Regions from separate parts of the Homo sapiens genome. Here region 1 is linked to region 2. Evidence: chromatin loops called from intact Hi-C (ENCODE). Cell type or tissue: MCF 10A. All regions are shown on one strand. Links, peaks and the distances in the headings refer to the core of each region. The heading gives the core; the rest is flanking DNA. Region 1 overlaps REDIC1 (regulator of DNA class I crossover intermediates 1). Region 2 holds the start of LOC124902918 (a long non-coding RNA gene).

What was found. Hi-C counts contacts between places; a loop is a spot of excess contacts. Peaks named below come from ENCODE experiments on the same cell type or tissue, not always from the same donor. Only the 100,000 strongest peaks of a DNase experiment are listed, where the experiment ranks them.
Region 1: a loop joins it to region 2, with 6 times the contacts of the local background. A loop is called at or near these places in 7 of 110 quality-filtered maps.

The regions. Positions count from the first base shown.
Region 1 is chr12:39,684,404-39,700,429 of GRCh38, forward strand. It overlaps REDIC1 (regulator of DNA class I crossover intermediates 1), which reads left to right. Exons shown (of 13, transcript NM_001031748.4): 10 at 464-524; 11 at 7,646-7,709. Among named protein-coding and RNA genes, the nearest start is that of REDIC1, 66 kb to the left of the region's middle. RefSeq lists enhancers at 14,524-15,025, 15,026-15,525. In MCF 10A, for the core only: no CTCF peak of the experiment used is centred there; no DNase peak of the experiment used is centred there.
Region 2 is chr12:39,531,434-39,547,459 of GRCh38, forward strand. LOC124902918 (a long non-coding RNA gene) reads left to right here and starts at 14,833. Exons shown (of 2, transcript XR_007063277.1): 1 at 14,833-16,026. It also overlaps a transcript of ABCD2 not described here. In MCF 10A, for the core only: a CTCF peak has its summit at 3,725 (motif pointing right); no DNase peak of the experiment used is centred there.

The DNA.
Region 1 (16,026 bases), core at 7,059-9,558, 160 kb after region 2:
GTGATTTCTTGTGGAATTATTAAAAATATTGATTGATAAAAAGATGCAATTTTAGTGGGATTGGCACTACAAATTAATTAAAACATAGACTTACAAAACATTTCATAAAATTGGCAAATTTGTATTTTTGTTGTTATATCTCCCAATATCTAGAAATTTATGAGTGAAAAAATCATGTTAGGCCTTGAGTTTTAAATGTACCTTATGAAAGCAATTTAGAACATGGTTCCCAATCCTGACTGCAGGTCCAGATTACTTGAGGTAGTGATTTTAAACTATAGAATACCAAGATTGACCCGCACATAATAGGTGGGCTCCTTGGCATGGAGCTTATGAATCTTTATTTTTAAGAAAGCTTCCCATATAATTCTGATCTGAAGCCAAGTTTGGGAACTCTAATTTAGAACAATAATTCCCAGAGGGAACACAACAAACTTTGATACTGTGTATTTATAATCCTTAGGGGAAATATACCTTCGGAAGAATTGCACTCTAAGCAGTCATGGGACTTTGGACTTGATGAGGTAAAGCACAGTCTCACATTATCTTCTCAATTAAGTCAGTTTGTATTACCATATCACATTACTGTATTTAACGTTCACTTTGATTTAAGCTTAACATTTATTCATTAATTTTTATTGGATGGACTCTTTTTCTTATACTTTTTTATTCTGAGGAAATTATAGCTTAGATCTAGAAATAAAAACACGTTTTCAGAGACTGTTAACATGTTTTATTTGAGACAAAATCTTGAGGACATTTTAAACACATTTTTTAAGTATTACAAAACTTCTGTATTAGTTGATTCTTGCATTGCTATAAAGAAATACCTAAGACTGGGTAATTTATAAAGAAAAGAGGTTTGGTTGGCTCATGGTTCTGCAGGCTGTACAGGAAGCATGATGCTGGCATCTGATTGGTTTCGGGCAGGCCTCAGGAAACTTCTAATTATGGCAGAAGGCAAAGGGGGAGCAAGGAGTCTCACATGGCAGGAGCAGGAGCAAGAGAGAGTGAGTAGGGAGGTGCCACAGACTTTTAAATGACCAGATCACAGGAGAACAAACTCACTATCATGAGGACAACACCAAGAGGGATGGTGCTAAACCACTCAGGAGAAACCACTGCCCTGCTATGATCCAGTCACCTCCCACCAAGCCCCACCTCCAACACTCAGGATTATAATTTGACATGAGATTTGGCAGGGACATAGATCCAAACCATATCTTTCCACCCCCAGCCCCCCAAATCTCATGTCCTTCCCATATTGCAAAATACAATCATGCATTTCCAGCAGTTCTCCAAAGTCTTAACTCACTCCAGCATTAACTCAAAAGTTCAAAGTTTCACCTGATACAAGGCAAGTCTCTTCCATCTATGAGCCTGTAAAATCAAAAATAAGGTAGTTACTTCCAAGATTCAATGGCGGTACAAGCATTGGGTAAATATTTACATTCCAAAAGGGAGAAATAGGCCAAAAGAAAGGGGCTACAGGCCCCATGCTAGTCTGAAACCCAACAGGGCAGTCACAAATCTTAAAGCTCCAAAATAATCTCCCTTGACTCTATATCTCACATCCAGACACACTGGTGTAAGAGGTGGATTCCAAAAGCCTTGGGCAGCCCTGCCTCTGTGGTTTTGCAAGGTTCAGCCCCTGTGGCTGCTTTCATGAGCTGGGGCTGAGTGCCTGTGGCTTTTCCAGGAGCTAGGTGCAAGCTGTTGGTGTATCTACCATTCTGGGGTCTGAAGGATGGCGGTCTTCTTCTCATGGCTCCACTAGGCAGTGCCCCATTGGAGACTCTCTGTGGGGGCTCCAATTCCACATTGCCTCTCCACTCTGCCCTAGTAGAGGTTATCCATGATAGTTCCACCTGTGTAACAGACTGCTGCCTGAACATCTAGGCTTTTGCATACATCCTTTGAAATCTAGGTGGAGTCTCTCAAGGCTTAACTTTTACACTCTGTGCACCCACAGGCTTAACACCACATGGAAGCCATCAAGGCTTACAGTTTGCATCCTCTGAAGCAGCAGACTGAGCTGTACATGGGCCCCTTTGAGCCATGGCTGGAGCTGGAGTGACTGGGATACAGGGAGCAGTGTTCTGAGGCTGCACAGAGCAGCAGGGCCCTGAGCCTGGCCCAGGAAACCATTCTTCCATCCTAGGCCTTCAGGCATGTGATAGGAGGGGCTGTCATGAAGTTCTGTGAAATGCCATTGAGACCTATTCCCCATTGCCTTGGCTATTAGCACTTAGCTCGTTTTTTACTTATGCAAATTTCTGCAGCCTGCTTGAATTCCTTCCCGGAAAATGGGCTTTTATTTTCTACCACATGGCCAGGCTGCAAATTTTCCAAACTTTTATGCTCTGCTTCTGTTTTAAATATAAGTTCCAGTTTTATATCATTTCTTTGCTCACACATATGAACATAGGTGGTTCTTATGAAGCAGCTGGTCCATATCTTCAATGCTTTGCTGCTTAGAAATTTCTTCTGCCAGATATCCTAAATTAATCACCTTCAAGTTCAGAGTTCCACAGATCCCTAGGGCAGGGGCACAGTGCTGCCAAGTTCTTTGCTAACACATAACAAAAGTGACCTTTGCTACAGATCCCAATAAGTTCCTCATTTGTATCTGAGACCTCCTCAGCCTCAACTTCACTATCAATATCACTACCAGCATTTTCAGCCTTTTTTGTTATAACCATTCCACCGCCAGTCTTTACGAAGTTCCAAACTTTCCCTTATCTTGTGTTCTTCTGAGCCTGCCACACTCTTCCAATTTCTGCCCATTACCAAGTTCCAAAATTCCTTCCACATTTTCAGGTATCTTTATATCAAAATTCCGCTCCTGGCACCAATTTTCTGTATTAGTCTGTTCTCACATTGCTATAAAAAATACTTGAGACTGGGTAATTTATAAAGAAAATAGATTAATTGGCTCACGGTTTCACATGCTGTATAGGAAGCAGGATTCTGGGGAAGAATTGGCTTCTGGGGAAGCCTCAGGAAATTAGAATTATGGTGGAAGGTGAAGCAGGTGTGTGGCATCTCAAACAGCAAAGACAGGAGCAAGAGAGAGTGAGGTGGGAGTGCCACACACTTTTAACCAACCAGATCTCATGACAGCAAACTTCACTATTGTAAGGGCAGTACCAAGGGGGATGGTGCGAAACCATTCAGGAGAAACTACTTCCCATGATTCAGTCACCTGCCACCAGGCCCCATCTCCAACACTGGGGATTATAATTCAACATGAGATTTGCCGGGGGGTACCCAAAGATCCAAACCATATCATCTTTCAACATGAAAATGCTTTAGGTTTCAATGTGCTACATAATTTTATATTTGCCATACTATTGAAATATCTATAAACACTGCTTATGTAATGTTATAATCCCTTGCCATCATAAGGGTGTAATTTTTACAACAGTGCTAGGAAGTTTATGTAGTTTATTTCTAATCTACAGGAGCCTGAGTTGCTAAAGTCTTCACAGCAAAAGAGACTGAAATGTAAAGAGATTAGATAACTTGTTTGAGGTCACACTCTCAAGCCAAGATTCAAACTGTCTGTCTTATCTGACTTGATATTTTCAGCTATACTGTTTTCCCTTTTTTCTTCAATAAATGTTTATTGAGTACATATTATGAATTCATATAAAGACACTTATTGAATGTTTCCTGTATGCTAGACACTGGGGATAAAATGGTGCTTTGTTCTCAAGATTATATTCTGTTATGCACTAGACTCTGCAAGGTACAGAGATGAAAGGACATGGAACCTGTCTTTAAGAAGTCTTCATCTAGTGGCTAGTCAGAAAGAGACAAAAATATAATGCATTTAGATAAATTGCTTGAATTAAAGTTTGTTTTGGGTTATTAGTAACAGATACTTCTAAGTTTCATCTGTAAACAGGAGGAAGATGTGATGGAGGAGGTAACTTTTGAGCACAGTATCAATAAGTTGTTTACCAAATGGTCAAATTGGGAAGAAAGAGCAACATAGATATACTAAGATGTCAGAGTACAGCCTGTTTTAGAAATTTCAAGTACCTTGTTTCATTCTAGTTATTGTTATAGCTACAATTTATAATACTAATGATAAAGGGTGCAGGAGTGGCCTAGGTAATTCTGGACAATACAAAAAGGTAGGTCATGAATGGCCTTGTATGATATATAACAGTTTAATTATTGATCATTAAACAGAGATCCACTAAACAAATTTTAGCAGAGGAATATGATGACATCGTAATAAAAAAGTTGATTCTAGCAACAATGAGGAGGGATTTGATAAGTGGAACAGCTCAAGTTAGGGGAAGAAATAATGAGAGCTTGAAGTTTTACAATAGCAGTAAGGATGAAATGAGAGAAGAGAAGATTTAGATCTAGAATTGATAGTACTTGGTGATTGGTGATTAGTTAAGGGAGAAGGAAGAAATTGAGAAAGACCTAGATTTATTTATGATTTGAGTAAATGGGTAGTTGATGGGATTGTGCTACTGAACAAGATTGAAACCATAGGAGGAGGTGGCAGGAAAAAGGTTAACTGTCCATCAAAATCCATGTACCGTTTTTTTTGTAGAATGTACCCTTTTTAATAGAATAGAGCTGCCACCATGAAATGGCTTCCCAGCCAAGGAACATGTTTCCTAACCATCCATCCATGTACATGTGGCCATATGGCTAGATCTCACTAATGAAATGTTCGGAGAAGTGATGTGCATCATTTTAGGTTAAGGCTTATAAGAAAAGGGAATTATTTTTCCATGCTGTCTTTCTTTGATGGCTAGATGGTAGTGAGGCCCCAAGGGATAATGGAGCCACAAGATGGAAAGGACTGGGTCTCTGAATCACTACATGGAGGAAAATTGCCTGCTTACCAGAAACACTCACTTTAGATTATTACACAAGAGAGAAATGATTGTGTTTGGCATTATACATTTTGTGATATACTTTTTAAAAACAATACCTAGCATCACTCTGATTCAGAGGAGGAGCAATTTCTGAGAGAGGTAAGTTTGACCCACTGAGCTCAAGTGAGGATCTTCTGAAAAACCTGTGATCTATGTGGAGATGTATAGTAGGCAATTATATATACAGGGCTTGAGGTGAGAAGAGATGTTTCAGCCTTTATGAATAGCAGATAATTGACTACATCCAAGTATATGATTCTCGAGAGAAAGTGTATAGAATAAGAACAAAAATTGTCAAATTCCTGAGAAGGCACATTTCAGGTTGGAGGGTATGAAGTAGAAGAGGAACCAGAAAAGGGGGCTGAGAATGAGCTACTAGAGAGGTTTGAGGAGTACTAGTGTCGTAGGAAAGAAAAAGGAGGAAAATGTGGTCAGTAGTGATGGAAGCTGTCCTGTTATTCCTTTAAATAATTCATATTTCCCCAAATATGAATAATATAGATGTATCCTCCCAAAAGATGAATTATCAACAGAATTTAATACTTCAAAAACAAATTCTGTTTGACCACACCTATGTCTAGAAAGCTGGCAGCTTGAATATAGCTAGAACTAGTCAAAAAAGAAAAAAGCCTATTGATGTAGCCCAAAGGGAATCAGGTGCTATGAGGAGTTCCTTGGGTAGAGCAGGTATGGGGACTTTAAATTGTGATGCCTGGCCATGGCCAAAGGTGCAGTGGAACCCTGACTAAAATTACGTTCTACCAGAGGGGCCAAGGCAAGAGTCACCAATGGGATGGAATGAAGGGGTAGGAGTAGAAAGAGGGCTGGGTTGCACCTGCCCACAGGTTAGGTAAAATTAAAACAGGTAGATTCTGCTGAGGAAGAATTGATGAAGAGACATACGGGCTAAAACAAGCAAACAGAACAAGCCTCTTGGATGGGGACATGTGGTGTTCTCAAGAGCCTTTGATGGGAGTGGGAGAGAATAGGAAAGAACAAAGTATTAGAGGAGTATAATTATTTAATTTTAAAGGTTTAGTAGAGGAATAAAGTTAAAATACAATTGTTAACATGGGAACGTATTCACCAGAGAAGTGGAGACGTGGAAGAACAAAATTCAAGAGTGATGATGTCACACTAGGAAACCGGATCAAGATGGGAAGAAATGAAATAGCAATTCTATATACAGTGTTAAAAATGAAACCCACTTAGCAATTAACATATTGAATATGATAGCAATTAACATATTGAATATGAATTAATATATTGAATATGAATTCTTTTCAAGATTCAAAGAATATCAAATTATTAAGAAAAAATCAATATAGGTTATAAGCAACGTATCTAGAATATAATAAAGGTTGAAAGCAAACAGATAGCAAAATACATACATTAAGAAAACATATATACTATTGGAGCAAAGACCATATAAATGCAATAAAAAGCCCATTCGGAAAAGAGAAAAATAGGAGATGCAGATTTTCTGATCCATAGCAAGGCTTGCCATCCTGGAGGATGGAGGACATTTGTGAATAACTTAGTGTCTTGTCCTTTAGGAAGATCTTTGCTGTCCTTCTCAAACAGATCTGAAGTAGGTATTGGAGTGCAGGCCTGCCGTGGGGTCTACATAGCTTTCTTGAAAGTTTTGTGTTCTTCTTGCAAGTTTGGGGCTTGAATGTGTCATGACTTGAAGAGAAAAGATTTTTAAATGATAAGATAGAGGGGTTAGGGAAGGGGCTCTGCTCCATGTAGTTATTCAGGCCCTAAACTGGTGGCTCCCAGTTTATTGTTACCAGAGAGAAGAAAGGAAAAGGAAGTGGAGGATTGTGGGGAAGATTTTTATGGACCAGGACCGGCAGTAGTTTACGTTACTTCTGCCTATGACCAGAACTTACGTAACATGTCTAAACCAATTCCAAGGGAGGCCGGGAAATACAGTCTAGCTGTATGTCCAAGAAAAAGGGAGTCAGGTTTGGGAAGCAGCTAGACAATTTCTCCTTTATTTTATATATCTAAAATTCTATATCCTACCAACAGAGAATGTATAGAAAAAAATTTTTATAAGCCCATGATATGTATGCAAACATAATTCATATAGTAAGCCATAAAGAAAATCTAAGACATTTATTTAAGGAGAGATTCATGGGTACATTCTCTAATCAAAATTTGATAAAATTGAAATCAACTAAAAAGAGATACTTAACTTCCCTTAACATCCTGGAAATAAAGAAACACTCAGGGTTCGTTTGCTTTGTTAGAGAAAGGAAATGAAAATAAAGTACAAATTACATAGAAAGTGATGGAAACCAAAACCAATAGTGTGTTCTGTAGAAAGTTATACCTCTAAGAGCTTTTATTATTTAAAAAACCTGATAATAAACGACTGATGATCTAACTTAGGAAATTAAATAAAGAATAACAAATTTCCAAATTGCCTTAATATGTTTGTCTTTCTTCAGCTGCATTTACTATGATTACCTGAAGCTTTTCCTTTTTCTCAGTAATTCATTTCTTGGCAAGTGTCTATTCTGTTGCTTGTTGTTTTTTAACGAATTTAAATTTCATTTTATTGTTTACCACAGGCTAATTTTTCTTTGTGGTTTAAAAATAAACCATGTTGAACTGAAGTAATGTAAAAGAAAAGTACTATAAAATGAATTGGTAGTGTAAATAAGGTAGATATAAGTGAATATTATTATGTATACTTAGGAATTGTTAACATTTTGGTTTTCTCCTAGATTCTGATGGAAGAAGGAGGAATATATTCTTTAAAAAGCAAGCGAATATCTACTAAGAAAATCTGTCAGTATAACTGTATAAGTTAATTTTACTCTATTTTAAAAACTAACAATTAAATAGAAATCAGTTAAATTTGAAGTGATTTTTTAGATGTTTGCCAACAAATATATATCATGGATATTTTAGTACTACTAATGCAATTGACTCGTTAAAATTACTTTTATATTTTATTAAATATACATGAGTACATTAATGTATAGGTACAGTTTAGCAAATAAGAATAAAACAGATAACCCTCATACTCCCTAGGTAGCTTAAGAAACAATACATAATACTTTTGAAGATTTCTTCAATTGTATTTCATATCCTGCCCTCTAGAGGTAACTATTTCCTTGAATTTGTTTTTTGTTATAACACAGACTTTTTAACTGCTTTATTTTGAACTTTCTATATATTGATCCAACTCTATATATTTTTCTGCAACTTGCTTTTTTTTTTCACCCAATATTATATTTTACAGTTCATCTGCTTTGATACTTGTAGCTCTAGTACATTTATTATTTTTCCTGCTATACAGCATTCTACTGTATGAATATATCACAATTTATGTATCTTCTAACAATGGATATTTAGGTTATTTTGAATATTTTGCTTACGTTGTTTTGAATATTTTCCTATGAAGAACAATGCTACTTGGAGTATTGTTGACATTTTTCCTTGCACACATGTATAAAAAGTTTCTCTAGGATATATTTCTAGGAGTAGAATTGCTAGTTCATATGATATGCACTTCTTTGCATCTTCAAGGTAATGCTAAATTATTTTCCTAAATGGTTATTCCAGTTGTACCCCTCTTAGCAAGGGATAACAGTCTTGGTTGTTACATGTTTTCACCAACAATATCTCAGTCTTTTATCATTATTGGTAATCTGATAGCTCATTGTAGTTCTAATTTATATTTCTCTGATTACTAATTAGGTTAATTGGCCATCAATGTTTCATTTATGAAATGTCATTTGCTCATGTTCCTTTTCTGAAGTTTGGTTTTCTTTATGGAATGTGTCTTTAATATGTCTATATCTCCTATGTATATTTTATGTGTCCTGGATACTGACTGCTTGTAGGCTTGTGTGTAGCAAATACTTCATGTTTGAGTGATCTTTTAATTCTGTACTGTCTTTTTACAGACAAAGTTTCATGTCGATCTGGTACTCTTTTAGGTATTCTATGCTAGCATAGTCCTTCATGTTATCTAGTCTGATGGAATACCTTGAAACCTTTAATGATTTAATTTTTTGAATATGTAAAATACTAGTCTGGTTTCTATCCTTATCCTCCCTGCCCTATTTCCTTCTGCAACATGAGTATTTTTTTTTTTTTCTGCTTTCTGGTTTCTCATTCCAGTCCATTTTTAAAAAAATAAATCCTAAAAATATATAAACACGTAAATACCCATGAGTCTTAGTTTCCAGCCTTTCTCATTCTAAATGTAATATAGAATATTTTATAAAAGAATTAAGTGAATTTATTTATTTAATAAAATATTCCTATAGATTCCTCTGTGTTAGTGCTAGGTATTTCTTCATCCTTATGACCATTTAGTAGTCCATTACATGCATGAACTGTAGTTTTTTCAGTCAATGCCCTATTGATGGACATTTGGGCTATTTCCAGTATATTTTTCTTACAAATACTGTAAGTGAACAATTTTGTACAATGTTTCTTATTTGTGGAGGTTCATTTTCAGGGTAATTTCTGGGAGTGGCATTGTTAAGTTAAAGGAGAAATATGCTGGTATTTGATGGATATTGCTGAATTTCAATTTTGATATATATATATTTCCAAGTTCCTTGTGTCACCATTTGGCACCAATAGCAATGTACATTTTATTCCACAGCCTCACCAACAGGGATTGTGGTCAAACTTAGGAATTTTTCTGAATCTCACAGGGGGACGGATAGATAGAAGTTTTAGTTTGCGCTTCGCTCTGTGTGAAGTTGAGCATCTTTTAAAAATGCTCATTGGCTATTTGCGATTCTTTTTCTGTGAATTCTCTATTATATCTTTTGCCCCCTTGGGTTTTGGCATTTTTTTTCTTGGTATTTAAGGGATCCTTATATATTAGAAAGATGTAGATGAGGGGTGGAACAAGATGGCTGAATAGAAGACACCCACTGCAAGCGCACCAATTTAACAACTATCTACACACAAAAAAACACCTTCCTAAGAACTGCATAAGAGCACTCATAGTACCTGGTTTTAACTTTATATCACTGAAAGAGGCACTGAACAGGTAGGAAAAACAGTCTTGAGTCACTGACGCCACCCTTCCTCCATTCCCTGGGAGTGGCGACATGGTGCGGAGAGTGATTCTGTGTACTGGGGAGAGGGACAGTCAGTGCAGCAGTTTTGAGGCATTGAACTCAGCACTATCTTGTTATAACAGAAAGCAAAATTGGACCAAACTCAGCTGATGCCTACCCATGGAGGGAATATTTAAACCAGCCCTAACCAGAGGGGAATTGCTGATCCTAGTGGTCAATACTTGAGTTTGCATAAGCCCTCCTATTATGGGCTAAAGTGCTCTGGTGCTCTAAGTAAATTTGAAAGGCAGTCTAGGCCACAAGAACTGCAACTCCTAGGTGAGTCCTAGTGCTGAACTAGGCCCAGAGACCGTGGACTGGGGGTGGCACGTGTTCTATTGAGACACCAGCTGGGGCAGCTAAGGGAGTGTGGCAATCACCCCTCCCGTAACCCAGACCACTCAGCTTGCAGCTCCAAAATAGACCCCTTCCCTCTGCTTGAGGAGAGGAGAAGGAATAGTGGGGAGGACTTTATCTTACATCCTGGATACCAGATTAGCCACAGTAAGATAGGGCACTGGTCAGAGTCATGATGCCCCCTTTCCAGGCCCTAGCTCCAAGATGACATTTCTAGACACTCCTTGGGTGAGAAGGACACCTATATCCTTGAAGGGAAGGACCCAATCCTGGCAAGATTCATCACCTGCTAACTGAGGAGCCCTGGGGCCCTGAATAACCATCAGTGATGCCCAGGGACTGCATTGAGGGCCTTGGGTGAGACTCTGATACTTGGTGGCATCAGGTGGGCCTGAGTACATTTCCAGCTGTGATGGCTATAGGACAAGACTTTTCACTTGAAAAAAGCAGAGAGAAAAGTAAAGGGGACTTTGTCTTGCACCTTAGGTACCAGCACAGTCATGGGGGTAGAATACCAAGTAGGCTCTTGGGGTCCCCAATTCCAGGACTTGGCTCTTGGATGGCATTTCTGGACCTGCCCTGGACCAGAGGGGAGCCTCCTGCCCTGAAGAGTGACTCGCAGCCTAGGCATCATTCACCACAAGCTGACTGAAGAACCCTTGGGTCTTAAGGGAACATCACTGGTACGCTGGCAGTACTCCCTGTAGGCCTGGGTTGTGATGGCCATGGGGTGAGGTTCATCTGCCTTTGGAAAGGGAAGGGTGGGAAGGACTGTGTCTTGTGGTTTGAATGTAAGCTCAGCCCCAGTAAAATAGAATACCAGGTAGACTGCTAAGGTTTTTTATTGTAGTCCCTGACTCCCAGTTCTGAGACAGCACTTCTGGATCCACCTGGGGCCTGGGGGAACTTGACACCCTGAAGGGAAGGACACAGGCCTGGCTAGCTTTGCCACCTGCTGATTGCAGAGCCCTAGGGCCTTGAGAAAGCATAGGCAGTAGCCAGGTAGTGGTTACAGTGGACTTTGGTTAAGACCCAGTGCTGTGCTGTTTAACATCTGACCAAGCACAATCCTGATGGTCATGGCCATGGGGATGCTATGTCCCTCCACCCTTAGCTTCAGATGGCTGAGAACAGAGAGAGAGACTGTTCATTTGGAAGAAAGTAAGGGCAGTGACAAGAGTCTCTGCTTGGTAATTCAGAACATTTTCCCAGATGTTGTCTAAGACAATCAAGGCAGTATGTCTACAAGTCTGCAAGAACCACAGCATTACTGGGCCTGGGGTGCCCCTATAGCAGATACAGCTTAGGTCTCAACACCCAAGTCCTTTTTGTATTCCTGGAAAGCATTCCCAAGATGGATGAGAACAAGCCCAGACTGTGAAGACTGCAATAAATAGCTAACTCTTCAGTGCCCAGGTACAAACAAACATCTACAAGCAGCAAGACCATCCAGGAAAGTGACTTCACCAGATGAACTAAATAACGCACCAAGGGCCGGGCGCGGTGGCTCACGCCTGTAATCCCAGCACTTTGGGAGGCCGAGGCGGGCGGATCACGAGGTCAGGAGATCGAGACCATCCCGGCTAAAACGGTGAAACCCCGTCTCTACTAAAAATACAAAAAATTAGCCGGGCGTAGTGGCGGGCGCCTGTAGTCCCAGCTACTTGGGAGACTGAGGCAGGAGAATGGCGTGAACCCGGGAGGCGGAGCTTGCAGTGAGCCGAGATCCCGCCACTGCACTCCAGCCTGGGCGACAGAGCGAGACTCTGTCTCAAAAAAAAAAAAAAAAAAAAAAAAAAAAAAAAAAAAAATAACGCACCAAGGACCAACCCTGAAGAAATGGACATATGTGACCTTTCAGACACAGTATTCAAAATAGCTGTTTTGAGGAAAGTGAAATTCAAGATAACAAAGAGAAGGAATTCAGAAGTATATCAGACAAATTTAACAAAGAGATTGAAATAATTAAAAAGAATCAAGCACAAATTCTAGAGCTGAAAAATGCAATTGACATATTGAAGAATGCATTAGAATCTTAACAGCAGAACTGATCAAGCAGCACAAAGAATTAGTGAGCTTGAAAGCAGACAATTTGAAAATACACAGTCAGAGGAGACAAAAGAAAAAATAAAAAAGAATGAAGTATGCCTACAGGATCTAGAAAATAGCCTCAAGAGGGCAAATCTAAGAGTGGTTATTGGCCTTTTACCTCCCAAGAGAAACATATCAATATCCAAGTATAAGAAGGTTATAGAACACCTAGCAGATTTAACCCAAAGAAGACTACCTCAAGGCATTTAATAAACTCCTAAAGATCAAGAATAAAGAAAGGATGCTAAAAGCGGCAAGAGAAAAGAAACAAGTAACATACAATGGAGCTGCAATACGTCTGGGAGCAGACTTTGCAGTGGAAGCCTTACAAGCCGAGAGAGTGGCATGACATATTTAAAGTGCTGAAGGAAGAAACCTTTTACCCTAAAATAGTATATCCAGCAAAAATCTCCCTCAAACATGAAGTAGAAATAAAGACTTCCTAGACAAACAAAAGCTGAGGGATTATCAACACCAGACCTGTTCTGCAAGAAAATACTAAAAGGAGTACTTCAGTCAGAAAGCAAATAAAGTTAATGAGCAAGAAGAAATCATCTGAAGGTACAAAACTCACTGATAATAATAAGTACACAGAAAAACGAAATATAACACTGTAAATGTGTGTAAACTACTCATATCTGAAGTAGAAACACTAAATGATGAACTAGTCAAAAATAATAACTATATCAGCTTTTCAAGCCATAGAGTATAAAAGATATATATAGAAACAACAGAGAGTTAAAAAGCAAGGGAATGAAGTTAAGGGGTAGAGTTTTTATTAGTTTTCTTTGCTCATTTTTTTATGCAAACAATTAAGTTGTTATCAGCTTAAAATCATGAGTTCTAAGATTGTATTTCCAAGCCTTATGAAAAACTCAAACCCAAATCATACAACAGATACACAAAAAATAAAAAGTAAGAAAATAAATTATGTCACCAGAGAAAATCAGCTTTACTAAAAGGAAGACAAGAAGGAAGGAAAGACGAAATGACCACAAAACGGCCAAAAAACAGATAACAAAATAGCAGCAGTAAGTCTTTACTTATCAATAATGACTTTGACTGTCAATGGATTAAGCTCTCCAATCAAAAGATATAGAGTGGCTGAATGGATAAAAAATAAAACCCAATGATCTGTTGCCTATAAGAAACACATTTCACCTATAAAGACACAAATAGACAGAAAATAAAGGGATGGAAAAAGATATTCCAAGCCAATAGAAACCAAAAAAGAGCAAGAGTAGCTACACGTATATTAGACAAATTTCAAGACAAAAATTATAAGAGACAAAAGAAGGTCATTATAATTCCTGATGCAACCTAATGAAACTTAATCCCTAATGCAACAATGTTAAGAGATGAGACCATTAAAGAGGTAGTTAGGCCATGAGTGCTCCATCCTCATGAAGGGGGTCAATTCAGAAAGAGGATATAACAATTTTAAATATATATGCACCCAACACTGAAGCACCCAGATACATAAAGCAAATATTATTAGAGTGAAAGAGGAAGAGACACACTCCCAATACGATAATAGTTGGAGACTTCAACATTCCTCTTTTCAGCATTAGACAGATCTTCCAGAAAGAACACTGATGAAAAACCAGACTTCATCTGTACTATAGATCAAATGGACCTAAAAGATATTTACAGAACATTTCATCCAGTAGCTACAGAATAGACATTCTTTTCCTCAGCACATGGATCATTCTCAAAGATAGACATACGTTAGGCAACAAAACAAGTCTTAAAACATTTTTAAAAATTGAAATGATATCAAATATCTTTTCTAACTACAATGGAATAAAACTAGAAATAATGAGGAATTTTGGGAACTATACAAATACATGAAAATTAAACAGTATGCACCTGAATGACCAGTGGGTCAATGAAGAAATTAAGAATGAAATTGAAAAATTCCTTGAAACAAATGATAATTGAAACACAATATACCAAAACCTGTGGGATACAGCAAAAGCAGTACTAAGAGGGAAGTTCGTAGCTCTAAAAGTCTACATCAAAAAAGAAGAAAAACCACAAATAAACACCTTAGCTATATATCTTAAAGAACTAGAACGGCAAGAACAAACCAAACCCAAAATTAGTAGCAGAAAATAAATAATAAGGACTAGAGCAGAAATAAATGACATTGAAATGAAGCAAACAGTACAAAGTATCAATGAAAAAAAGTTGGTTTTTGAAAAATTAAACAAAATTGACAAACATTTATCTAGACTAAGAAAAAAAGAAGATGTAAATAAATAAAATCAGAGGCCCAGCGTGAGCGACACAGAAGACGGGTGATTTCTGCATTTCCATCTGAGGTATTGGGTTCATCTCACTAGGGAGTGCCAGACAGTGGGCGCAGGTCAGTGGGTGTGCGCACCATGCATGAGCCGAAGCTGGGCGAGGCATTGCCTCACTCGGGAAGCGAAAGGGGTCAGGGAGTTCCCTTTCCTAGTCAAAGAAAGGGGTGACAGACGGCACCTGGAAGATCGGGTCACTCCCATCCGAATACTGCGCTTTTCCGACGGGCTTAAAAAATGGCACACCAGGAGATTATATCCCGCACATGGCTCAGAGGGTCCTACGCCCAGGGAGTCTCTCTGATTGCTAGCACAGCAGTCTGAGATCAAACTGGAAGGCGGCAGCAAGGCTGGGGGAGGGGCGCCCGCCATTGCCCAGGCTTGCTTAGGTAAACAAAGCAACTGGGAAGCTCGAACTGGGTGGAGCCCACCACAGCTCAAGGAGGCCTGCCTGCCTCTGTAGGCTCCACCTCTGGGGGCAGGGCACAAACAAAAAGCAGTAACCTCTGCAGACTTAAATGTCCCTGTCTGACAGCTTTGAAGAGAGCAGTGGTTCTCCCAGCACGCAGCTAGAGATCTGAGAACAGGCAGAATGCCTCCTCAAGTGGGTCCCTGACCCCTGACCCCCGAGCAGCCTAACTGGGAGGCACCCCCAAGCAGTGGTAGACTGACACCTCACACAGCCGGGTATGCCAACAGATCCGCAGCTGAGGGTCCTGTCTGTTAGAAGGAAAACTAACAGAAAGGACATCCACACCAAAAACCCATCTGTACATCACCATCATCAAAGACCAAAAGTAGATAAAACCACAAAGATGGGGAAAAAACAGAGCAGAAAAACTGGAAACTCTAAAAAGCAGAGCGCCTCTCCTCCTCCAAAGGAACGCAGTTCCTCACCAGCAACGGAACAAAGCTGGACGGAGAATGACTTTGACGAGCTGAGAGAAGAAGGCTTCAGACAATCAAATTACTCCGAGCTATGGGAGGACATTCAAACCAAAGGCAAAGAAGTTGAAAACTTTGAAAAAAAACTTAGAAGAATGTATAACTAGAATAACCAATACAGAGAAGTGCTTAAAGGAGCTGATGGAGCTGAAAACCAAGGCTCGAGAACTACTTGGAGAATGCAGAAGCCTCAGGAGCCGATGCGATCAACTGGAAGAAAGGGTATCAGCGATGGAAGATGAAATGAAATGAAGCGAGAAGGGAAGTTTAGAGAAAAAAGAATAAAAAGCAACGAGCAAAGCCTCCAAGAAATATGGG
Region 2 (16,026 bases), core at 2,366-4,865:
ACCTTCTACCAGAAAAGGAGGAGCAGTTTATTTTGCAGCTTCTTGTATGACAGAAAGACTAATGTGAGGAAGTTTTGAAACAGGTAAATGCTGCCAACCATATTTTTAAACAGTACAAAGTTTAGGCAGGAGTTTTTAATCTGCTCTCTCTGGCTGGACTTCACGGATCAGTAAAACCTTTTACATTATAAAGAAAATTTTATGTACATCTTCATTCCTCTCTTTGATCAGATTATTAAGGGAGTTCAGTCTTTCTTAACTAAGGCCATTGTTGCTATTTTGGGTGGAATCATGCTTTTTTGTGAGGGGCTGTCCCAGATTTTGCAAGACATATAGCATCATTGGAAGTCTGTACAATATTTTAAATGCAAGTAGTAACCTCTAGTCTTTGTGACAACCCCAAACAACCCATATATTCGCAAATGCCGCCCAGGGGCGCCTGGATTGAAAAATCGCTGAACGTTACGTATTCCCAAAGAAGACTGAGGAGAGCACTGTTTTCTAAAGCTTTGACTGCCACAGTGTTGAAAGATTTTTTTCTTGCTTATGAGATGATCTACTTACAGAGAATAGATGGATGGGACTGGAAACCTCAATTAGGTGGATTAACAGGTATTGTGGGAGTACCTGAGAAATAGAAGTGTAGAAAGAAGGCATCAAAATGAGGTATCTGACTTTAAGTTCAGATGTTCAAGCAGTTCTAGATGATGACAAAGTTCAACTGTGGCCATGGAAGTGAATGGCTCATGTGGGTGGAGATGAATATCATTAGAGATGAAAAGGTCAAGGCATAAAACGACCCATGTAGTTAGATGAGTTATTCACATGTGGATTGAAAAGACTCAGAATAGTGGCAGGGCTTGAAATGAAAGAGAATTGTGCTAGGTAATAGAACTTTAAAACGTGAAGCTGACATCTGACATTTGAAAAGCTGTTCAACATCTCCAATAATCACACAAATACAAAGTAAAGAATAATTGGGTTCTATTTTTTTTGCCAGTTTGATAAACTTAAAAGATTGATAATATATATTACCTACTGGGGACAAAGGAGACAAATTGGCACTCATGCATTACTGTAGGAAATGCTACGATCTTTTTGGAAGAAGATCTGGCAATGTATATTAATTCTTCCATTCCACTCTTGAGAAGCTATTCTGCAGAAATACACTTAGCAGCATGGAAGCCACGTAGACAAAGCTGTCTATCGCAGTCTTGATAGCAGTATTACAAAAAAACTGGAAACAATTAAGATACCGATCAACAGTGGAACAGTGCACCACCTTATAAAGTAGTAGGCACTTACAAAAAGAACAAGTTAGAAACAAATGTTTTAAAAGAAAATATCTATAATATATTAGATAAAATGTTTTTAAGTTACAGAATTATGTGGAGTAAACAGAAGTAAATAAATTCTATACATGTTGGTATGAAAATAGAAAAAGTGCCAGATGCAGTGGCTCACGCCTGTAATCCCAGCACTTTGGGAAGCTGAAGTGGGTGGATCATGAGGTCAGGAGTTTGACACCAACCTGGCCAACGTGGCAAATCCCCGTCTCTACTGAAAAAAAAAAATACAAAAATTAGCCAGGGGTGGTGGCGGGTGCCTGTAATCCCAGCTACTCAGGAGGCTGAGGCAGGAGAATCGCTTGAACCTGGGAAGCGGAGATTGCAGTGAGCCGAGATCGTGTCATTGCACTCCAGCCTGGGTGACAAGAGCACGACTCTGTCTCAAAAAAAAACAAAAACAAAAACAAAAAAAGAAAATAGAGAAAGGTATGAATGCTTACCAATTTATTCACATGGCATATAAGATTGAAGAGAAGAGAGATTATGAGTGCTTTCCTTATACATCTTGACTTTTTTAAAACCTGTTTTAAATATGCTTATTACTTTTACCATTGAAAATAAAACTATCATAATGAGCAAAACAATCCATTTCCTCAAAAGAGATTCATTTTTTTCTGTAAAGGGATAATAGAAGTATACAAATAAATTAAAAGGCAGAACAATTGATGAGCCCTGAAAGAGATGAATGAATTAATAGTTTCTTGAGAACATAATCTAAATTAAGAGCTCTTAGGACTTTTCTCATACCTCACAATATTTCTAAGGAAAAAAACAACCTATTCACATTTTCATTCAGATGTTCATGTAGAGGTTTTTCTATAGTGAGATCTACCTTGTGGAAAATTTTCTTCTTTAACCCCTGTGTTAGGGGTATATTCAAATATTTTTTAAAAATTACTTTAGAATGTCATAATCTCTAGTTTTGTAACAATTGTAAAACAGTCTTTAGAAATTAATAGGCACTCCCTAACACGTCTTGTTTCATCGTCCAAGAAGTATCCCTAAAACTATTCACAGCATCTTTAGGTACTGCCTGGAACCAGTGTAGTGTTTTACCAAACACAGCCCATCTCTAGCCTTTGGCTATAGATACAGTATTACATGTTATGAAAATAGATAAAGAAAAATAAGAAACAGAAGGCGTATGATAGGAATGAATCTCAACGAAAGTGATAAAAAATTGGTGCATGTGAATAGTGTGCTTTGCAGAACCTGGGGTATAGAAACAACTCCTTCATCACAAATTGTGATAGTATTACTGTTTTTTTTTCTCCACCCATTTTAAGCTAATGCATTATGTTAGCAGCTATGAACCTGGGAGTCATCAGTGAACTCCACCCCTTACTTCCAGTTTCACAAGAACCATAAGTAGGTGGATAGGTGTGCAGTAGGGTGGTGGCCCTGTCACATCCATCATGCCCCTGCCAGTCCAGTTGTTGAGCCAACAGGAGGCTGCAATGCTGTAAGGAATAAAGGACAACTTCTGCCCAACTTATTATCTTCAGTTAAACACAATTTGAAACTTCACTTGTTACATGATATGGTAAGAGCATTGACTTTGGAATCAAATCCCAGCTTTAGAGTTTCTAATTGTGTGATCTGGAATGTCATTTTCCCCTCCTATCATTAGTTTCTCTGCCTGTAAAAATTGGGCTTACACCAGCTTCATAGAGTTTTTGTAAAGATAAAGTGAGAAAATATGTGAAAAGCTCCTAGTACAAAGCATGCTCAGAAAATATTGACTCTAGGCCGGGCATGGCAGCTCACACTTGTAATCCTAGCACTTTGGGAGGCCAAGGCAGAAGCATCCCTTGAGCCCAGGAGTTTGAGACCAATGTGGGCAACACAGGGAGACCCAGAAAGAAAGAAAGAAAAAAAGAAAGAAAGAGAGAGAGGGAAGGAAGGAAGGAAGGAAGGACGGAAGGAAGGAAGGAAGGAAGGAAGGAAAAGAAGGAAGGAAGGAAGGAAAGAAAGAAAGAGAAAGAAAGAAAGAAAGAAAGAAAGAAAGAAAGAAAGAAAGAAAGAAAAGAAAGGAAGGAAGGAAAGCAGGAAAGAAAGAAAGAAATAAAGAAAGAGAAAGAAAGAAAAGGAAGGAAGGAAGGAAAGAAAGAAAGAAAGAAAGAAAGAAAGAAAGAAAGAAAGAAAGAAAGAAAGAAAGAAAGAAAGAAAACAAAGAGAAAATATTGACTTTATATCTCGTTGTCTACCTGGCTTGCGCTGTCTGACACTGGCCTCTAATTTAATGCTTGTCTCACTATCTAGTTAACTTCCTTTCTGTCCTTCCTGGCCCTTTTGCTTCTCTAAATGGATTTTCTTTTCTCTGGAACAATTTTTCTTTCTTAAATATTGTGCCCCTTTAAAGTTATAGCCACTAGAGGGCTATCAAACAAGATCCAATCCACTCTCCCTGACCACATTTGGAATCAGACGGTGGGATTAAGTAATCACAAAATGTTGAAAAAACTTTAAAAAGCATCTAATCTAACTCCTAACTTTAAGAATAAGGAAACTACATATTTAAACAAACACAAACAGGTAATTGTTATGTTTTTCAAATCACTAGACCTCTCTATAAATCTATAGTTAAAAAATAAATTTTATGTTATTTTAAAAGTTTTCTGACTTTCAAACTACTTATTAAAAAAGACATATGTGAGGGCAAATAAATCTCCATTAGTATCAAAGGTAGTTTGTAGATTATTTTTGTTAATTCACTTCAAATAAAGTCCAAATATAAATCTACATAAAATCTACAAATAGTCCAAAATAAATCTACATAGTTAACATATTCAATTAAAAATGTATAATCTCTAAATTCGAAATATCTTAGATAAATTTTTTTTGCTTTAACATTCAACGAATTGAAATTTGTCTGTACTTAGATATCCAAGCAACTTGATACTGTAATCTCTTAATTTTCAACACTTATTCATTCTAAAATATACACAAACTATGCCAAGTGTTTATACTTACCTGGAAACTAATACAAAATATAATGCCATAATTGAAAAGTAGCCTTAAGTAAATACTACATGCTATTGAAAGTATAAATTAAAAATTTAAACAATAAAGAAATGAGGCCAGGCGCGGTGGCTCATGCCTGTAATCCCAGCACTTTGGGAGGCGGAGGCAGGCAGATCACTTGAGGTCAGCAGTTTGAGACCAGCCTGGCCAGCATGGTGAAAACTGTCTCTACTAAAAACACAAAAATTAGCCGGAAATCACTTGAACCTGGCAGGCGAGGCTGCAGTGAGCCGAGATCGCGTCACCGCACTCCAGCCTGGGCGACAGAGTGAGACTCCGTCTCAAAAATAAATAAATAAAATAAAATAAAGAATGAATGAAAATTCCATGTAAAATACACAGTCCAGAAGAAACCTTATATATTTGTTCATCTACTTTTCACACATATACACAGAGGCCATGTGTCCAGAAAGATGTTTTCTATTTCACTTTTATTTGTTCCCTACATCATTCTCTCATTTAAATAATGTTGCTTTGATATTTTTGAGAATGTATCAGACCCCAGACAATTCTACCACAGAAACTCTGGTGGCACTGAGAGTTTTGACTGTGTCTTAGATCTGCAGTAGAGGGGCCTGAGCAGCCAGAAGCTCCCAAATATGGAAGGGTCAAATATATTCTCATGCTTAAGTTATATTTTAAGAAAAGGCACATATAAACTGTTCATAAACCGGTTCTTATATTTGGCAAAATTAAGCTAACACTTTTATATACATTGAACATGCTAAATTCTGATTTTAACGGGAACCAATGACTATACTGTGGAATTCTTGGCTTTAGTAAAATGGGGAGGAGAGTTTTTGTTGTTGTTGTTGTTGTTTGTTAAACAGATATTTGTTTAGGTGCTTAGAGCATTTTAGGAATCGTATACAAGAAACTTAACTGGACAACCTTGAGAGGTGAGCTGAAGGAGAAAACGTTCACTTTCCATCCCCCTAAATGTTTACTTTTCATTTTATACCCCTGTGTTCCATTTTGATTGAGTGTGTGTGTTTGTTTTTTGGCCAGCAGCATCACCTTCATAAAAAGGACCAATTAATTTGGTTAGGCTAAAAACCTTCTGGTTTGAGCCTTGCATTGCAAACACTACCCATGATAAAGCTTTATGTATATTGTCTCACATCTTCATTGCCAAGTAGATGTGACTAATACTGGACTCCCCAGGCTACCCTCCATTACCAAATGTGCCTAAACTTGGAGGCTGCTTCAGGCCGCTCTCTCTTTGTGCCTCATTTCCTGAGTCCTCTTTTTTTTTTTCTCTGTGTGCACTCACTCCACTGGTGATCTCACCCTGCCCTCTGACTCTTAGGAGATTGTCCAAATTTCCTAGACCCCCTCCGCACTCTAGACACACACATGCATTGCACCTACCTCTTCAAAAGCTCCACTTGGATATCAGGTAGACACCTAAAATTAAACTTGTGCAAAACTGAACTCATCTTCCCCCTAAAACTTGCTCTACCATAGCCTTCCAAATCTCAGTTGATGGTATATCCAGGCTTCTAGTTGTGCCAGTCTATAACCTGAGTAAAAGAACGACTGGAAAGTAGAGTGTGACCCATAATGCCAGCTGCCTAAAAATGAAGATAGATTTGGATATTAGGATTGAATATATCATAAAATCATTAAAATGATGTCTGAAATGTTTAAAGTTAACTCATTTTAAATCTAGGATTTAGATTTTAACATTTTCATTTCTTTTGAATATGTCACCTTTTTACAAGCTAAAAAACAGAATCAAAATAAAGCAATCTGGTCCTCCAGGGATCCAAGGATCCAGGCTGAGTCTTTCAATCATTATCAGAATGACATCATAAAACAAGGTGCTAGCAATAATGCTAGCTGAGTTATAAACTCAGAATAATAACCACTTATGTACATTTTTCATTAGGAAACAACCAAAAGTCCAGTCTTTAAATGCATGATCTACAGAACACCTTGATTTACAAGGACAAAATGATGCAAATTATATGTTGTCCAACCTATTGGTAGACCAGATCCAGAGCTGACCACGAACTGGTAAACAGAGAAAGTGTTTACATTTTAAAAACTTGCTCTGTGGGATAAAAAAATTCCTGGTTGCTATCAATAAGAAAGTAAGTAAAAAATATTACAGATGAATCAGAATGAGGCAGGAGAATAGGGTCTGGAGGCAGGGAACCTAAGGACTTCCTATAACTAAATCAAATGGAAACACTTCACCTATGACAGGAAATATCCTCCATTTACATAGCGTGTATACTAAGTAGCCAATGGAAACCTCTAGAGGGTATTTAAACCCCCCAAAATTCTGTAATGGGGCTCTTGAGCCCCTATGCTTGGGCCACTCCCACACTGTGGAGTGTACTTTCATTTTCTTTCTTTCTTTTTTTTTTTTTTTTGAGGTGGAGTCTCGCTGTGTCTCCCAGGCTGGAGTGCAGTGGAGCCATCTCGTCTCACTGCAACCTCCACCTCCAGGGTTCAAGCGATTCTCCTGTCTCAGCCTCCCGAGTAGCTAGGACTACAGGTGCCTGCCACATGCCTGGATATTTTTTTTATTATTATTTTTAGTAGAGATGGGGTTTCACCATGTTGGCCAGTCTGGTCTCAAACTCCTGGCCCCAAGTCATCTGTCTGCCTTGGCCTCCCAAAGTGCTGGGATTACAGGCATGTGTACTTTCATTTTCAAGGAATCTCTGCTTTTGTTGCTTCATTCTTTCCTTGCTTTGTTTGTGCATTTTGTCCAATTCTTTGTTCAAGACGCCAAGAACCTGGACACCTTCCACTGGTAACAAACCCACACTGATACTTGATTTTGCCAACGTCTTCCATTAAAACATGAAGTTAGAGATAAATATAGGGGATAAGTGAGAAATTCTCCCTGGGGCCTGAAAGCTTGAAGGGATGAGTAACTCCTCCCTTCGCAGACCCAGTCCCAAGGCGCAAGGCTACTTGCGTCAACAGGGTGCGTCAGCAAGATAGCAGAAGCGGGAAGAGAGCCGGCGGGAAGACACCTACCCTGGCCGGAAGACAGCTACCCTGGCTGGAAAACACGTACCCCTGAAGATCTGAAGATCGAGAAAGACGCCGTGCGGGTACTATGTAGCAGTCAGGTCAGACTGGGACACTTCCTGTTTACAGAGGACTATAAAACCCCTGTCCCATACTCACTTGGGGCTGATGCCATTTTAGGCCTCAGCCCGCCTGCACCCAGGCGCTCATTAAAACAGCATGTTGCTCCACACCACCTCGTGTTGTCTGTTGGCGCACTCTCAGGGTTCGAACTTACACAAGAACCCTTCAATAAGATACTTTGATATTTCAAAAATCAGTTACCTCTTAATAAGAAATTAGACATACTGCATTCTTCCATTTGGTACAAAAACAAATTGACAGTGCAGACTAAAAGAAATGCTTAACTCTAAAGAGGGTGGTGACAGCAACACTTTCGACACAGAATAACTTCTCATTTTCATAGTTAGTATTTCTATTCTTCCATCATGCATATTACTGTTGAAAAACTTGGCAGGAGCTTTTGCCAGGGTCAAGAGATGGGAAACAGAACATGTCCTAATTAGCTAATTGTAAGCTCAGTTAATATCTTTGGGATGGGCCCGTAAAATCTGGTTATTGTTTTGTTAAACATATGCAAACTACAGGATTCCTTAGCCCTTTAGCTATAGTTTTCTGCTCAATATCTTAAAGCTGGGGCAGTCCCACTGAGACTCTTTTCCTCAGGGCTGAGGTGGGTGCTAGTCATCAAAATCTGGAAAGTTATTGTAGGAGTTAAAATCTCAATGGGAACACCAGAATGCCTAGGAGCAGGACTGGAACGACACTTGCCCCACCCTTGCTGATGTAGTGGACCAGCAAGAAGGAGCCTATGATATTGAGAAAGGCATTAATCAAAAACAGCACAGTACCAAGTGCAGTGCCTTATAAGAGATCATGGGAGGGCTTTTCTTAAACTCAAGGTCAATGTAGCTATTGTCTGTGCTGGGGAGCCTTGACTATTTCACTTTACTACTGGGGGTTCCAGCAGCCAGGCTGTTATAATAACAGCATTATAACACACTGACAGCTATAGTCAAGAGCCAGATCCCAGCTTATCTTGCCACCAAGGTTTCCTGCTTTCTAATTTTTCCAAAGTAACACAGAGATTAAGTGGAAGAGTGATGACTCAAATCCAGGTTCACCTCACACCATAGTATTGCCTGTCCCCTGCCTCTGTGGAGCATTGATCCAGGTTTCCTGTGCACTGAGTGCTCACAGACAGTTGGTCTGTCAGACCACATCGTCTGGCCCACCTAACAGCCGGCCATCCAGCAAGGGCTGTTGTTCTTGTTTTTAATAATCCCCTTAGAAAACATTTTAGTGACTCTACGCCAATTCTCTGATACTTAACCTTAATTCTTACTTATAGCCCTTGCACATAGTGAAGAGTGGTGATCTGATTAATTCATTCATTCTGAGGACTAAGCTCTGATTTTTCTTATCTTGCCCAAATTCCTACCTAAGGGGTCTGGGGAGTCATACCTTACAAACCATAAATTCTCATCAGATGGGTTTTATTTAACCCTATGTATCCTGACTTACTTTCTGATCTGACTCTGGCATAGCATTACGTGACAAAGAAGAACATCAAATTATTCTACCCCAAAACATGTTTCTTTGCCATATTTTGAAATGGCCCTACAAAGCTATCCTTTGTGGGAAAAAAATTTGCATCTGTAAAGAATCTCTATTGACAGCACTAGATATTTTTCTTCTAGGCCCTCCCAATTCTGAAGAGATTAACTGAGAGTCTAGCATTTTTTAAAGTTCAGAATAGGAAACATTTGTCATCTATTGTATCTAAGGGCAGCCACTATGAGACTTCAAAAGAACTTTGGTCTCCACAATCTTTTGTCTTAACCTGAACATTTCCTTTCTATGATCCCAGGTCTTTAGAAAAACTCAACCAATTGTCAACCAGAAAATGTTTAAATTGCCTAAACACCCTCCCTTCCCCCACCAGCTTGAATTGTCCCACCTTTCTGGACCAAACCAATGTATTTCTTAAATGTACTTGATTGATGGCTCATGCTTCCCTAAAATGTATAAAACCAAGCTGCAACCAACCGCCTTGGGCACATGTTCTCAGGACCTCCTGAAGGCTGTGTCATGGGCCATGGTCACTCATATTTGGCTCAGAATAAATGTCTTCAAATATTTTACAGAGTTTCACTGTTTTCATAAACAATTGAACAAATATTTCTTGAGTTCCTACTATGGACCAGGCAAAAGGCTAGGAGAAAATCTAGAGCCAAACAAACAAATCCCATAGTAATTGTCTGCATGAAACTGATGATCTAGTAGTGTAAATAGAAATGGGAGATTGGAAATATTAAAGAGTAATAGTAAAACTGCAATTACGTTTGCACCAACCTAATAGATGTTAAAGAAAAGTAAAATTACATCTGTGATATAAATGATATAAAGAAGACAGTGCTGTTATGAGAATTAAACTGGAAAAGAGAGTTTAAGAAAGCGTCCCTGTGGAATTGAAGAAAGAACTGCAATCTGAAGAAAAAAATGAGTAAAGTCGGTGAGGGGGCAGCTTTCCAGGCAAGTGTCATAACCTGTGAAAGACTCTTGCGATGCGAGGAGCATCTCCCATTTCAGGAAAGGAAAAAATGACCTGAAGCACAGAAAGTGTGCTTCAAGAAGAGGCTTGAGGAGAAAGGAATTCAGATTATGTAGGGGCTTATGGACAAAGTTAAATATTTTAGTCTTTCCCAAGAGTTATGAAAAGTAATTGAGAGAACAATCACAGGATTAGATTTGCAGTGGGAAAAGGTCACTGGCTACTGCGACTGGAATGGATGGGCTCAAGAGAAATGTGTGCACATGTGGAGCACGTGACATGGATAAAAATGTTCACAGCAGTATGCTCCTCTTAATAGCCCTAAACTAGAACCAGACCAAAGGATTATCAAGAGTAGAGTGAATAAATACATTGTGCTGTAAAAGTATTACCATATAGTATGAGAATGAACAAACAACTACACACTACAACATTAATGAACTTCATGCACATAACATTAAGTAAAAGAATACAGACAGAAAGATGTAAACAATATGATCCTATCTGTATAAAGTTTAAAGCAGGCAAAACTAATGTGGTGTTAGAAGACAGGATAGTGATGGCACTAGGAGTGGGAAGGGCTGGTAATTAAAAGGAAAGCAGCATAGGGTGGGCCTCTGCAGTGCTGGCAAATGCTCTATTTCTTAACCTGGGTGGTGGTTAAACAGGATTTGTGATCATGCATTGAGCTGGATGTTTATGTTTCATGAAGTTTTCATATATGTGTAATATAAAATTTTAAAATATTAAAGAAATTTTAAAGAATAAATTGCCAAGCATGGTGGATCATGCCTGTAATCCCAGCACTTTGGGAGGCCAAGGCGGGCGGATCATGAGGTCTGGAGATCTAGGCAATCCTGGCTAACATGGGGAAACCCTATCTCTACTAAAAATACAAAAAATTAGCCAGTTGTGGTGGCACGAACCTGTAGTCCCAGCTATTCAGGAGGCTGAGGCAAGAGAATCGCTTGAACCCGAGAGGTGGAGGTTGCAGTGAGCTGAGATACGCCACTGCACTCCAGCCTGGGCAACAGAGCGAGACTCCATCTCAAAAAAAAAAAAAAAGGAATAAATTGGTAGAGTTAATGAATGGATGTAGAGAGATTAGTTAGAAAGCAATGGCAGTAGTCCAGGTCAGAGAAAACAGTTATTCTTGAACCTTGCTAATAATGGTGAAGATGGAGAGAAGAGGACTTATTCAAGGGCTGTTATTTAGGGGTCACAATGAATAGGATTTGATGGTGAATTGGCTGTGGAGTATGAAGAGCAAGAAGATGTCATGGATGAGTTCTAGGGGTGACTGAATTAGGTAGGCAAATAGGCAATGCTATGTTTATGAAAAGGGACAAAGTATAGAATGAATGAGGATAAGGGTCAGTTTTTACGTTTGGTGGCAGAAATGTAAAGGGTCAGCCAATGATCAGCTGTGAGAAAAGAAGGGAGGGGAGGACTGGGCTTGTTCAGAGAGCAGGAAAAGTTTGAGACCAGTTGTACAGAGTGGAACAGTGAGAGAACTAAAGAAATACAGGAGGATTGCTGAATGGTGCTGACAAATCTTTTGAAGTTGATCATCATGAATTTATAGTGAATATTTTACCTCGAAGAGTGACTTGCTCCAGCAGCACTCAGCTGCTCTTTTCCACATATGAAGAGAACCAGTGATTAGGATCACACATGATTGGAATTTTGCCAGATGGGTATGATCAGTATAGTTTTTGACTTATCATATTAAGTCAAAATATCAATAAAGATTGTGATAAAATCCAATTTTTCATCCCATTATAAGGACAGAGAATTTTCAATATTCACCTGCCCAGAGTTTCCTGAGAACATGGAAATTCATCTGAGAAGATGAGAGAGAGATGAGGGAAGCCAGCGTGACATTTGGACCCTTGGTCATAGGTCATAGGTCTCCAGAATTACTCCTCTCCTCTCTAAGTATAATTTCTGTTGCCGCTGCAGTCATATATTACCATCTCTCTTTCATTTCCTTATCTTTCTATTTATTATTCTTTTTTTCCAAGTCCCTTGCTCTCTTATGTCCTTTTCCTTTGTGGGGATTGTATGAAAGATATAAGCATGATGTGGACACATTAAAATTGTGTAGGAACACCAGCAAATTTGGGACTGGAGAAACGGAATTGAGAAGAACTTAGTGTTTCAGCTTTTGTTTCAGCTTTTTGGACACATTATTTTACATACAATCCAGGCTTTAGTAACCAGTAGGATCTGTTGCAAAGAGAGAAAGTCCATACAATTTCAGCAACATGCCATCTGACGTTTGGAACCTTAGCCCAATTGCAAAGAAAGCAATTTTATTATTGGCATGTGCCTATTTCCTTTTCCCTTTTTTCTGTTAATACTTTATTTATGGATTCATTCAGTCATTCTGTTACTTATTCCACAAACATATATTAAGTAACTACTATGCATCAGACACTGAGCACTAGTTCAGTATCCTCTATCAGCTCACACTTGGGGTCTTTTAACTCAAAAGGACTACCTCTCCCACAAAATTATACGTCCTTCTCTAATGATATAACCACCCAAGGAGCTCACCTTGCCCACTGCCTAGACAGAGCCAATTCATCAAGACAGGGAAATTGCAATAGAGAAAGAGTAATTCATGCAGAGCCAGCTGTGTGGGAGACTGGAGTTTTATTATTACTCACATCAGTCTCCCAGAGCATTCAGGGAGCAGAGTTTTTAAGGATAACTTGGTGGGTGGGGGGAAGCCAGTGAGCCAGAAGTGCTGATTGGTCAGGGATAAAATCATAGAGTCGAAGCTATCTTCTTGTGCTGAGTCAGTTCCTGGGTGGGGGCCACGAGATCAGATGAGCCAGTTTATTGATCTGGGTGATGCCAGCTGATCCATCAAGTGCAGGGTCTGCAAAATATCTCAAGCACTGATCTCAGGAGCAGTTTAGGGAGGGTAGGAATCTTGTAGCCTCCAGCTACATGACTCGTAAACCATAATTTCTAATCTTGTGGCTAATGTTCATCCTACAAAGACAATCTAGTCCCCAGGCAAGAAGGAGGTCTGCTTTGGGAAAGGGCTGTTACTGTCTTTGTGTAAAGTGTAAACTATAAACTAAGTTTATCCCAAAGTTATTTCAGCCTACACCCAGGAATGAACAAGGACAGCTTGGAGGTTAGAAGCAAGATGGAGTCAGCTAAGTTAGATCTCTTTCACTGTCTCCGTCATAATTTTGCAAAGGTGGTTTCAATCCCTCCCTTTAGGTTTTATAACACCTTAATCTTAAGGTGTAGATTATGAAGATAGGAAAAGGCTGTGGATCGCTCTGGCTTCTTCCTGCTGACAGGAGACATAGTGGGAATGGGAGTGAACCCCAGGGTGAGAAGAGTGGAACTGCTTTGCAACTGTCTGAGTGTACTCATGCAGGCCTGGTTGAGCTTCCAAGGCTTGCATGGCAGAAACATTAGTACTCTTATCTACAGTTTTACTACAGTGTTTAAGTGAACAGCCTACTGTAAGGTAAATAACGAGTCCTAGGATGAGTAGTACAATTTCCAATTTTAAAAGCAAAGATTTGAAAGCATTAGTTTGGGGACTTCTAATCCACAAAGAATTTAGAATTTAGCTTAAACTGCAGAAAAACACCTCAAAAACAGCTAACAACAGTGTACTATAGTTTTTCTTTTGAAGCATAATTTTTGTCTCTCTAGTCCCCATTTTTATTAAAAACAAATCATGGTAGAACTAATTTGTTTACAAAATAAACTTTAGTCTTCCTGTACTTGGCCTGATTATTTGCATGAAGTGCAGCAAGAGTAATTATTTTTCACTTAGACTAACAAAGCCTAAAAATAAAGCCTTCAAAAATTTGGCTTAGATAGGACTCTGTTCCATGAGGAATCTCAGGTAAGATTTTTTTTTGAGATGAAGTCTCGCTCTTATCACCCATGCTGGAGTGCAATGGCATAATCTTGGCTCACTGTAAATTCCGCCTCCCGGGTTCAAGCGATTCTCCCGCCTCACAACATGCAATGAAGTAAGTGCCATTATTATCTCCATTTTAAAAATGAGAAACCTGAGGCATGAAGAGGTTATATAACATTCTCAGCAGGGAGATAACAGAGGCAGGACCCCACCAAGCAGTCTTTCTCCAAAGCTAGTGTACCTAATCATCACTCAAGCCGATACCTAAGGCTGGTGGTGAGAAGAGGTGCTGTATTTCTAACAGGCTCTATTATTGGTGAAAATTTGCTTTCTGCTGTGAATTGACCTTTTCATTGTTGTGATCAGGTCTTGTGGCCATTAGGGTAAGGTTGTTCTGTTGGCATTGAGTTTTTTTTATACAAACACAAAAAGAAAGTAAAAAGACTCTAATTTGAGGAAAGACCTCTTTATGGTCATTGGCTTGATAATAGTAAGAGTATAGGATCTATGAATTCCTGGACCTGTCCACCTGACTTGAGGGATGTTGAGAGCTACCCAAAGAAGCAGAAAGAGGAAGGATATACAGTTTGGGGACTCAAAGAGAGAGGAAAACATGGAGCTAGATAGTCCATTTATATAGTTATTGTAATATCTACTTTCTATTGAATCAAGGAATTAGAAGAAATGTTTGTAAAACTTTTATTATCACCATCCTGTTGGGAAGATTTAAACCAGTGAGTTAATTCTTAATTTATTCTGGAGAGGAGGAAAGAAAGTAGATGAAATAAATATTATGAAATTCCCAAGATGCCTAATTTTTCTGTTCAGCAGAAAAGAAAAAACTGCACATTATAATTTTACCTAATAATGTGGGTTTAATACACAAGAATATGAAGGAGTGAGTGCACTTTTTAATATTCTTCTCCTACAGTAATTTTATTCATTCTCAGAAATTAACCTTTATTTTTTCATTCACATTTTTTATTTTTTGCTCCATTTGTATTCATTTGTTCACTCATGCATTTAGGCACCTATTGAATAAATACTTTTCAAGTGTTCCCTATCTGCCATGTATTGTTCTAGGTGCCATGAATACTAACTAAATAAGACAAGCAAGATTCCTACCCCACAGAGCTTATAGTCTAAGAAGGGTGGAGGTTATATGAAGTTAGATTCAATTGTCATATAAATAAATAAGATAAATGGAGATAATAATAAGTTACATGAACAATAAAACTGGGTAATGTGTTGAAGAAGGACTGGTTGGGGGAGTATTTTAGATTGAATAGTCTGAGATTATGTGACAAATAAATAGTGATTGGTTGAATGAATGAATGAGTGGTTAGGGAAGATACATGATAAAAGGTAGCATATGATAAATGTAATGGTAAGATTTGAAATAAAGTCCTCTATAGTCATAATAAAGGAAAATATACAACTGAAAAAAAATTTTAAATGTCCTTGAAGCTAGATAGGGTTTTGATAGATGAAGATGGTAGGGTAAGGGCATTGTTGGCTGAGAAAATAAAATGAGTAAGAGGAAAAGCAAAAGGGAACACCCACTGTGTCCAGTCAAGGGAATGAAGAACAGAGGAATGGAGGAAGGATAAGGGGAAACAGCTATTTGGAAGCAGAGAAAACAAATTGAGGCCAGATCATGGTGGGCCTTAAATACCATGAAACAAGTTTTAATTAAAAAATTTTTTTTTCAGGCTAAGGCTTGAAAAGACATTTGTCTAAAGATGATATACAAATGACCAACAACATATGAAAGGATGCTCAATATCACTAATCATGAGAGAAATGCAAATCAAAACTACAGTGAGATATCACATCATACTCATTAGATTGACTCCTATACAGAAAGTAGAAAATAACAAGTGCTGGTAAGGATGTGGAGAAATTGGAGCCCTTGTGCACTGTTAGTAGGACTGTAAAATAGTGCAGCAGCTAGGAAAAACAGGATGGAGATTCTACACACACACAAATAAAAACTCAGCAATTCACTTCTAGGTATATATCCAAAAGAACTGAAAACATGGTCTCAAAGAGATAATCGTACAACCATATTCACACAGCACTATTCACAATAGCCAAGAGGCTGAAGCAACCCAAGTAAATGATTAGGCAAAATATGGTATATACAT